Regions from separate parts of the Mus musculus genome. Here region 2 is linked to region 1. The links are chromatin contacts, found by POLR2A ChIA-PET in ENCODE. All regions are on one chromosome and are shown on one strand. The core of a region is the stretch at or near the end of the contact, and the rest is flanking DNA. Distances in the headings are between cores, read along the strand shown. Region 1 overlaps Hs2st1 (heparan sulfate 2-O-sulfotransferase 1). Region 2 holds the start of Hs2st1 (heparan sulfate 2-O-sulfotransferase 1).

Region 1 (4,798 bases), core at 746-3,245:
GGGAGATGGTTATGGAGATCCTCAACAGGTCAGAATGCCGAGAACAAGGGACCATGGGGTGCCCAACCCCAGTTGGTACATCTGCAACCCAACTTCTACACATAAGGCTCAGAGAATAATGCAGAAGAGGGGCAGAAAGGCTGTAAGAGCCAGAGACCCTGGTCTGCTGTTAGGTGGTATCGTCAATAAGTGACAGGGAAGCTACGTGAGTTCTCAAAACAATATAGTAAGACCCTGCATAGTGACAACAGCAGCTGATGTGATGAGAAAACCTCACGGGGTCCCACCTCTAGATAAAGAGCTACAGGATCAATGGAGACAGAGGATGGGGTAGGGGAGGGAGGGAAGGAAACAAGGAGAGGGGGTGGCCCCGTAAGTTATACAATCTCAACCAGTCACCTTTAAACACATACGCATATAAGCAACACTTAGACTCAGCAGATTTTACACACACACACACACCCCACCCCAATAACAGTGAAGGAAGGGGAGGGAGGCACGGGTGGAGGTGATGGGAGGAAGACCGGTGGAAATGATGTACAGGCAGCACACGCAGAACAATCTCGAGAAGCACGGGCAGCTCCTCCTCTCAGGCTCTTTCAGGGCTCTGTGTAAGCACTGGCTATCTTTCAGTGTTTGCTTTTAAAACACTAAAGTATTATTTTCTTCTGTACGTTTCACTCATTTCTAGGGGGAAAAGCTGACGTAATTCCTCTTCACATTTCAAGGATCCACCATGGTGTCTCCTCATGGCCTTGGTGCTCACCTTTGCAGACCCTCCCTGTGCACAGAATCTGAAAGAGCTCCCAGCCAGGCTGCACCACCTCTGCTCCCCCACTGCATCGCCACTGTGGGAGCCTGACCTGGGTCCTCGGTTACTATCCTGGATACGCTGTAAGCCCCGATGAAGCAGGAGGCATGTCTGTATTTGTGCCTGTCATCTTCCTCTAGGATGTATCCAGCATGGTGATTGACTTATTTAATTATTCCAATAGATGTTTAAAAATACACAAAACCTGTAAGATTATAAATCTGATATTGCCATAAGTACTTGTCTCCCCAAAACCTTTCATCTAATTTTCTCTCCTTAAACCTGTAGTTTCTAGCAGCTCAATCCCAAGGGGCTAAATCTAATTCCTGTCCTTGAGTCTTCACGCTGTCTACATAATAGAAAAATTAAAATGTTAGTCTTTCTGCGCTTCATCCAGGAAAGCCATAGGGCGGCTGGAGATGAGGCCCCTAAGTTGAACCACTTCATAACTTCAGCCTCCCTAGTGCTGGGGAGCGAGGGGGCAGGATGCCTCCACCTCACCACTGTACCCTCTCACATGCCCCTGAGGACCAATGCACACCCCCTGGGCCATCCACAGACTCAGACCAAACCATCTGGTTCTCCATCCTACTGCTTCCTCCTTTGGTTCCTAAGGGGCCTCCTAGGTCCAGACTCCAGTATGGTAAATGGATGTTCCCTTGAACTGTTTATTTGTTGAAGCTATGAGAAATTCTCCATGAGAGTACAAGCCTAGCAATAGGGTTGTTACTTCCCAGTCTGTCCTCTACTGTGGCCTGTATATCCCAGAGAGGGAATTGAGTGTCAAGAGACCTGACTGACATTAGGAGAGTTAGCCTGGCGTCAAAGGACTCATGGGAGTGACTGCTTTTCTTGGGGGTCTCTCACTACCTCCAACTGAGCCCTGACTTCAGGAAAAACAGAGTCAAAAGCAGGCTGCCCATCACCGCATAGCACAACACACACATCACCATCTCTCAGATATGCAGCCGAGTCTGACACCAAGCTTCCTCTAGAGTTGGATTCAACAGCAAGACAGGGAGTGGCCAGGGTGAGGGGCACGCTCCCCTTGAGAGCTGCGCAGCTTTGTGCAGCCTTGTGTTCATTATCTAAGTGAAGGAATTTATTGTCCACCTCGAATTCCTCTCTCTCCCTCTGAGCCTCTCTCTCCCCAGAAGGCTGGGAATCCCAGCTGGGCACCTGACATGAGGGATCTTTAGGCAAACATGACTCAGCATTAGCTCAGTTAGGGATAAACAAGTTCCCTGTCTGGACTGGCCAGCTGTTGCTGGTGCTTTCCTTTGCTGGGCTCCTGAGTGTTAAAAATAAGCTGCAGTGAAATCTCAAACCAATGGGGCAGTGCCATTCATTCACTGATGCTTAGAATCCACCAAGTGACATACCAGCCACTATGTTAGGTTGGAGAGAGGAAAGAAAAAGACACTGTGACAATTCTCTTTCAGTCCAAGGGCCTAGGGTTCACGAACAGTGATGCAGACTGCCCTGGTGTCCCTACTTAAAGACCTTGGAGTTTAACAACAGCTGTCACAGCCACCCTGGATCTCTGTCAGTAAGCGCAGAGGCTGTGCCTCAGATTCTAGGTGGACACTGTGCCATGTTTACCTGGGACCTTTGGGGGTAGCTGGCTTCCAGTCAGCATCTTTGAGAACTAAGTAATATCGGTTTGAGATCAATGCTGAGAAGGTATAGTCTGCAGTCTGCTGCCAAATGGCATCTCTGGGTTCTCAAAGTTACTCTTCTTGCTCAGTGTTTGTTTACCTTCTTTGTAGTACCCACACCCCACTAGTGGGTAACGTGAAGAAAACCAGCTTTTCCTTTTATTTTCAGTAAAGCAGCTTCTTTCCCTGGCAGGTGTACATCAAGGAGCTGGGAGACTCCCAGGCTGACCAAATAAATGCCCAGCTCCCACCGAGACCCAATTCTGGCGTTAGGTTACAGGAAGCCACTGTAAAAGCTGGTGCCACACAGCCATAGTCTTACTACCCTATGCCCCAAACAAGAAACCTGCTGGCTATTACGAATGAACCTTAAGAGGAGATCTACCAGAGACTTAAGAATGTATTCTCTGTTAAATATGCAGCATTATTCAAACTGCTCCAGGCTGGGCTGTTAACTCGGTGACAGAGTGTAAAAAACAGAATCGTTACAAGAATGTAGTTTGTTTTGGTCCCAGGTGTGGGACATGGGCTGCTTCAGATTGTCCACAGCAGCTGACTATGATTTGCCTTGTGTTCTGGCAGGGACATGATTTTGCCACTCGCAGACAGTTTCTGCAAATGTATGACCCATGGGATTCTAGGGACTCTTGAAAGGGTAGAGAAAGAAATGCTGGCACCCAAGATGGGGCAGCCCTGCTGCACCTGCTGTCACTGGTAGCTGGCTAGAGAGAGCCTGATGAAGACCAAAACTGCCCGAAGGAACTGACACCCCTACTCAGCAGGAAGTCATCTTAACAATATTGACGCCCACTTTCCCCTCCAGCCTTTTTTCTCTCCTCCCTAGTTTTGTGGGACTGGAAGGGATAAAGTGGTAAAAATACGAACAGACAAAGCAGCCAAAAGTCCAGCTATCCCTGGGTTATCTTTAGCACTACAGTAAACAAATAGATAAAAACTAAATAGAAACTGTTTTGCACTGTTTGGTCAATTACAAGGGGGCCAGAAAAGACAACAAAGGTGTGTCCTGCCCTGCTCAATGTGCTGGCTTTGGTTCTTAATGTCTGTGGTGGTTTTGAATGAAAAGGAGCCTAGAGCCCAGCTGGAGAACTGTTCAGGAAGGATTAGGAGGCTTGTGGTGCACGGCTCTCAGCTAGTGAGCTGAGGAGGACGACTGTATATCTGCAGAGTGTGTGTGTGTGTGTGTGTATGTGTGTCTGCCTGCCTGCCTGCCGTCTGTAGATTAGGATGTCAATTAAGCTCTCAGCTACTGCTCCAGCACCCTGACTGGCTTCTTCCAACCTCTGAAGCTGTAACCGAGCCCCCATTTACGAGTTCTCTTTTATAAGAGTTGCCTTGGTTATGCAGTCTATTCACTGCAGTAGAGCAGTGACCACTCAGAGTCAAACCTCACCCTTAGCTCCTCTTCCACCCACCGTGGCAAAGCTGGACTCTGGGTAGTCCCCAGAGAGCAGTGTTTAACTCTGGCTAGTGACACCTGGGGGTGGCCTTTCTTCCCTCAATAAATGGCTACAAAACTGGTCAGTGGTCAACTACAGGACTGATGCCTTCTGTCCCTGCTACAGAGCCCTCCCCTCCATGGTGTCTGACTGACCTGGGAGCCCCTTCCTATGGGTACTCCAAGTACCATCCCGAGGATGTAGCTCTTGCATATCCCAGAACACACTGCATATATACAGTGCTCCACTGCAGTTCACTAGCCGAGAGCCATGCACCACATACACATGCTAACGGAAGAACATTAAAACCCCAAATAGAGGGGAAAAAAAACATTATCTGTGAAACATTATCATTCATTTCAACAATCATCCGTTTACCAAACTGCATCATGAGCAAATGCAATCATATTGAATAGATTATATGATTGTAAAATGATTCAATTAAGTTTTCCCTCTTGGTATAATTTGGCAAATGTGAATTTATGTAAATGTGTAATGATGCTTCACAGATACAAATTCTCTCACAGAAATGGAAGGGACTTTAAAAACATCTTTTTTAGAACACCACATTTATTCAGTGTTAAGTGTCAATATAGTATTTTTTTTTAGTACTGTTAGATACAGTGACATTAGACTGGAGAGATGGCTAACCAGTTAAAAGTCCTTGTTGCTCTCCCAGAGTACCTCATTTTTCTCAGCACCTACATGGTGGCTCATAAACATCCTTTATTCCAGTTCCACAGAATCCAACGCCCTCTTCTGAACTCTGTTGGTACCAGGTACACACATGTATATACGGACAAGTAGGCAAAACTCCCATACAAGTAAAATATCTCTAAAAAAATTAAAATTCTTTTAAAGACCCAGTGGCA
Region 2 (4,798 bases), core at 1,539-4,038, 64 kb after region 1:
GTTATCTCTGGAGTTCTTGGAAGATTAGATAAGAATATCACAGACAACAGTTATCCAGTCACGACCTGAGTCTTTTGTCTCTTTCCTGGGGAGTCCGGATAACGGTCAGTGTCTCAGTACTGACTTTTAAGCAATACTGGTTTTATAAGGGGGTGGGAGTGGGAAGGAGGCAAGGTGAAGGACATTTACAATTTCTCTCAAGGATGAAGAAGGAAGAACACTTGAGGCCAGGAGTTCTGGCCCAGCCTGGGAAACACAACATAACACCTGTGTCTTTTAAAAATAAAAATATTTACAAAAAAAAATCTAATCAGAAGATTAATGAGCTGATATAAAGTTATATTATCTGTCATGCCGGCATCTCTGGGTTACTTTGAAAGCTATTTTTTCTCTCTTTTTTTTTTTTCTTTAAGACAGGATAATGCTATGCAGCAGCCCATACTGGTCTTGAACTCACCATCCTGGGGTGTCAGCTTTTAGAGTACTGAACTACAGGCCTGGCCCACCGTGGTCAGCCCTGGCCTATCTCTCAGAATTATTTATTCTGGCGCATAATTGCTGTTTCCCTCATAGATACTCATTTGGACGCACTTATTCCTGACAGGACTTTTTTTTTCCCATTTATGAAAACTATGAGGGTACGCATGGTTCTACCTGTGGTGTTCTATATCCTCAGCTATTCTGGTGGCGTCCACAAACAGCTTCCAAGCGCTGGAGAGGAAACTGTTAGGTCAGGAAGACAATAGGCACATTCAATCAGGTTGAGCCTCTACAGCTAGAGAATTCCAAAAGCCAATTGAAGAAATAGTAAATACAAGTGCTCATTTTAACAACTTTTAATTTATTGTAAGCTGAGTCACTTTCTTTCCTGTAAAACTGGATCATGAATGAGGCCAGACTCTGACTGTAAATGTTGTACAGATGAGCCACGTGAAAGGCAAAAGGAGATACTGTTCAACCTTCAATATTTAAACTGAATAACTTTTAGCACATAAAACCTTTCTAAATCCAGTACATACATTCAGTAGTTCTTCAAATTTCACTCTAGAAAGGAGGACTGGACTGCAAGTACCTTTGGCTTCTCTTTCACACGGAGCTGGACATCAATCAAACGATTCTTGCTTTTATAACACTATTCTTTAAAATGTGTTCAAGGCTTCCTTAAAATCTACCAAAAACTTGGAAATATCTACTATATATAAAATTTAAATTCTTTTCTGGTACTTCTTTTCTTGAAAATTAATCCGCACCCCCAAGCTGCATCTAGCTGTTCCTCAAGGTAACTTTAAATCGTGTTTAAGAAACAGGCAAGGTCAAAGTGTATGCAAAAGCTGTTTCCCATATTCAAATTACATTCTCTGAGCTGATTTTCAAGTGTCACATACATTTTTAAATCAAAACGCGTCAATGATTAAGTCCCTGTCTCCAGAGCACTTCCAAATACCAAAGTTCTCCACTATCCGGAAGCACCCGACTATCCGCGCTTTCGACTGCTGTTGCACAAGTTCGCACTCCAATTTTGTGTTTCAAGCACCCTTTTCCATTCGGGCACTGAGAGAGACGCTTTAAGAGACCCATATGGTTCACTCTCCCCACTCTTTTCCTTTCACAAGGTAAACCCTGCAATTCCAAACCCTCAACGTTCCCCTCTTGTACATGCAATCAGCCTAAACTTACGACCCCACTCTGAAGCCCAAATCAACCAGTTTAGCGTCACTCATAAAGAACTTCAGTCCCCCAGATGTCTCCTTTTCGTGCCATCATCGGCTCCGCTGTCCCACACCGCCAGCCTACCAAAGCTGTCAGTTCTAAGGTCCCTTACTGCCCTAGGCTCAGGCATGCCTGCCACTCACTACGGTGAGCCGCTTTCACTCCCCATCATTCCCGGAGTCTCCTTCCATTTCTACCCATCTCCCCGCGACGAATCTCCCCACGACCACCATCCCCAAAGGATCCTGTGCCCAGGTGCCCCTAATTCAAATTCCAGTCCCCATCTCTGCACATGACTGGGGCTTTGCAGAACGATTTGGAAGAGAAGAGAGAGGGAGCGTTTGTGTCCTCCAGCAGCACCAGCTCCAGGCAGACCTGGGTCCCCTCTCTCAGTGAAGGGCCGACGGGGCAGCCCTCTGGCCAGAGACCTCGCGCGTGCAGCTCATCAGCCCAGCTTCCCTCCCCGGTGGCGGGAGCTCGACGTGCCCGGGTCCCAGCTCTCGAGGTTCTCCGAGGCCCCCTGAGGAAGCCCACTTGCTATAGCCGGCAATGCCCACCCGCCAGCCCGGCCCCGGCGCACCGCTCGGCTGCCTCACCTAGCTTCGCCCGGGACTCCTCCAGCTTCTGGATCTGGTTCTCCAAGAAGAGCATCGCCACCGCGAAGGCCACCACCGCCAGCAGCTGCAACTTGGGCGGCATCATAATCCTGAGGAGCCCCATGAAACCCGCCGCTCGCGATCAAGACATACCGCGGGGGGCGGGGAGCGGGGCCCCGAGGGCGACCGAAGCGCCGGGAGGAGACCCCGACCCGGGAGCTGCGCGGACTGCCGCGCCGCAGCGACCCCCTCCTCCTCTCCGGTCTCCCGCCCGCGGGAGCCAGCGCCGGCCGCCTGGTGCACGCTTCTCCCCGGCCCACTCGACGGCCCTGGCGCCCTCCTGCCGCTGCCGCTGCCGCTGCCCCCTGGCTTCGGGACCCCACGGCCGCACGCCCTCTTCCCTCGCTTCCTCCCTTCCCTCCCTCGGTCGCTCGCGGCCGCGCGCTCCTCCGGTGGCGATGCGGCTGCGGCTGCGCCGCCCTCGGCCCGCCCCCTCCCCTCCCCCTCGGCCACCACGCGCACGCCTTGACGCACGCTGCCCGGCAACCAGAGGCTCCACCCCCATCCTCCGGTACAGTGGTGTTCATTGGTCCGAAGAGAGGCCGCTTCTCGCCCTTTCGGTTCGATTTACGGTTGGGTTCCTTGTCACGGGACTCAAGCAAGGCGTTGTCCGATTGGGTAAACTTGGAGGAGGCGGGGCTACTGATGGCCGAGCTGGGGCTTCGTGGATAGCCGATTGAATGTCGTGAATAAGAAGCCCCGGTGTGGGGAGTTTAGGAAAATGCCTAATTTGAATCTCTAAAAGAACCTGAGGACTGTTTAACAATCGATCACTTACAGGCTCCCATGGTCGCCTAACTAACACTCGTCTTTGTGGGATAATAGGCTTGTAGCAGTGGCCTTTCGCGGCGGGTTTCGCGTCAGGCAGTGCAGTGGACGTCCCCGGCACAGGGGTCCTCAGACCCCTGAAGATTGACGGCAGACCGCAGGGATGGCGGCAGGGCAGGGTGGGTGGCTGCGGCCCGCTCTGGGGCTGCGCTTGCTGCTGGCGACTGCGTTTCAAGCGGTGAGTGTGGACCGCCTCTGGGGCTGCCTCAAGGCTGGTCGGAGAGCGCGGATGTGGAAGGGCAAACCCGGGGCCACGCTTGGGAGCCGCCCGTGGAACGGGCTGCCTTAGCGGCCGCTTCCATCCGGAATGAAACGTGGCAGAATTCCAGCCGGAGCTCTAGAGACGATGGTTTCCTCGCTTCAGGCAGCTAGGATCGGTTTTTCAGAGCACAGAGGGTACATAGTCAGTAATGCTTAGAAAGGAGGGACGTTTCTTTGAGTGAGACACAAGTGAATGAAACTACCGCTGCTTACAAACTCCCAAACCTTAAAGGGTTTTGGTCCAGACAAGCGGTTTTCCTCGTTAACCAGACGACACGGGTTCTAAATCTCTGAAAGGAGTTAACCTGGTTTTGACTTACTTAGCTACTCATGAAGCAACTGTATTTTTGGTAAATTCCTCTATGGGAGTTTTCCACCCATATTTACATGTCTTTGTACTTAGGATACTTAAGTGATTTGTCCAAGATTTTGGAAAGTTAAAATTATACCGTAGGTCTCTAAATACTCTGTTCTTCATAGGTCTTATAGTTCACAAACGTTGTCTCTGCTTTTCTTACTTTGTCCAAAGAGTGGATTCTTAGCGTCTTACATTGCAATACAATGTTGTTTTGAAACATCTGGTACTTCAGAAAACACTTAGGGAACATCCCTTTAAACTTTTATACTGGAAACATAAGTAAATTGTTGGCTTTTCCCTCCCATTGTAGTCGTTTGAATGTGTTACCACTACCAAAAGTAACAAAGGAGTAATGTTTTCAAACTATCTTCAAAATCTCAGTAGGCTATGGCTTTGTAAATACCTGCCCCCACCCCCTTGCCAATCAATGTTTTTAAACAATTTAACCATCCTTTATGTTAGTGAAGCAGTTCCCTCATGGATGCACTGTTTGAGCTAGTTGGTGAATTTAACTAAAAACCCAAAGCTACTGTAGTTCTAGTCAGTGCCATTAACAGGGACCGCTCAGTTCTGCTGCTAACTCATCTCCCAGTAAATGACTGACTTCTTTTTCACAGCCGTCTCAGGACAATACTCCAAAAGAGCAGAAGCCTCTTAAGACCTTGCCATGGAGATCACAGATTCCCTCCTGGGAGACAAGGCTAAAAACAGAAAGCCAGATCCTCCCACTGTGTAAATAGATCCAAACTCCATCACATTAGACTTGTCAGAGTAAGTCCCCAGACCACGCCACAGGTGAACAACTCTTCCCAACTCCACAGCCGAATGGGAAGAGTGACAGAATTGCATTGCAAAGAAATGTCAGTACATGCTAGGACTAGAGTAGGAAGAACTTATGGCTACCTGTATGCCATGGTGGTTGTCCACCCAATCTTAACTTCAAACTCAGATGTCTTGTTGACTCCTTCCTATGTACTGCATATAC

Evidence for each region. ChIA-PET counts read pairs that join two places held with the same protein, here RNA polymerase II (POLR2A).
Region 2: POLR2A ChIA-PET joins it to region 1 with 23 read pairs in Patski. The contact joins the promoter of Hs2st1 here to the enhancer-like site in region 1. POLR2A ChIA-PET finds 5 or more read pairs at or near these places in 3 of 5 experiments (Patski and embryonic stem cell).

Annotation. Positions count from the first base shown.
Region 1 is chr3:144,504,421-144,509,218 of GRCm38, forward strand. All of the region lies in intron 1 of Hs2st1 (heparan sulfate 2-O-sulfotransferase 1), which reads right to left. It overlaps Gm43707, which reads right to left. Exons shown (of 1, transcript XM_017319867.2): 1 at 1-4,798. Among named protein-coding and RNA genes, the nearest start is that of Gm43707, 5.4 kb to the right of the region's middle. Within about 2 kb of position 1,996, at least 1 of the 3 ENCODE cell types and tissues checked has a DNase peak (open chromatin) inside an H3K27ac peak, as active enhancers do.
Region 2 is chr3:144,567,428-144,572,225 of GRCm38, forward strand. It overlaps Hs2st1 (heparan sulfate 2-O-sulfotransferase 1), which reads right to left and starts at 2,789. Exons shown (of 7, transcript NM_011828.4): 1 at 2,307-2,789. The coding sequence starts at 2,430. Selenof (selenoprotein F) reads left to right here and starts at 3,000. Exons shown (of 5, transcript NM_053102.2): 1 at 3,000-3,372. The coding sequence starts at 3,298.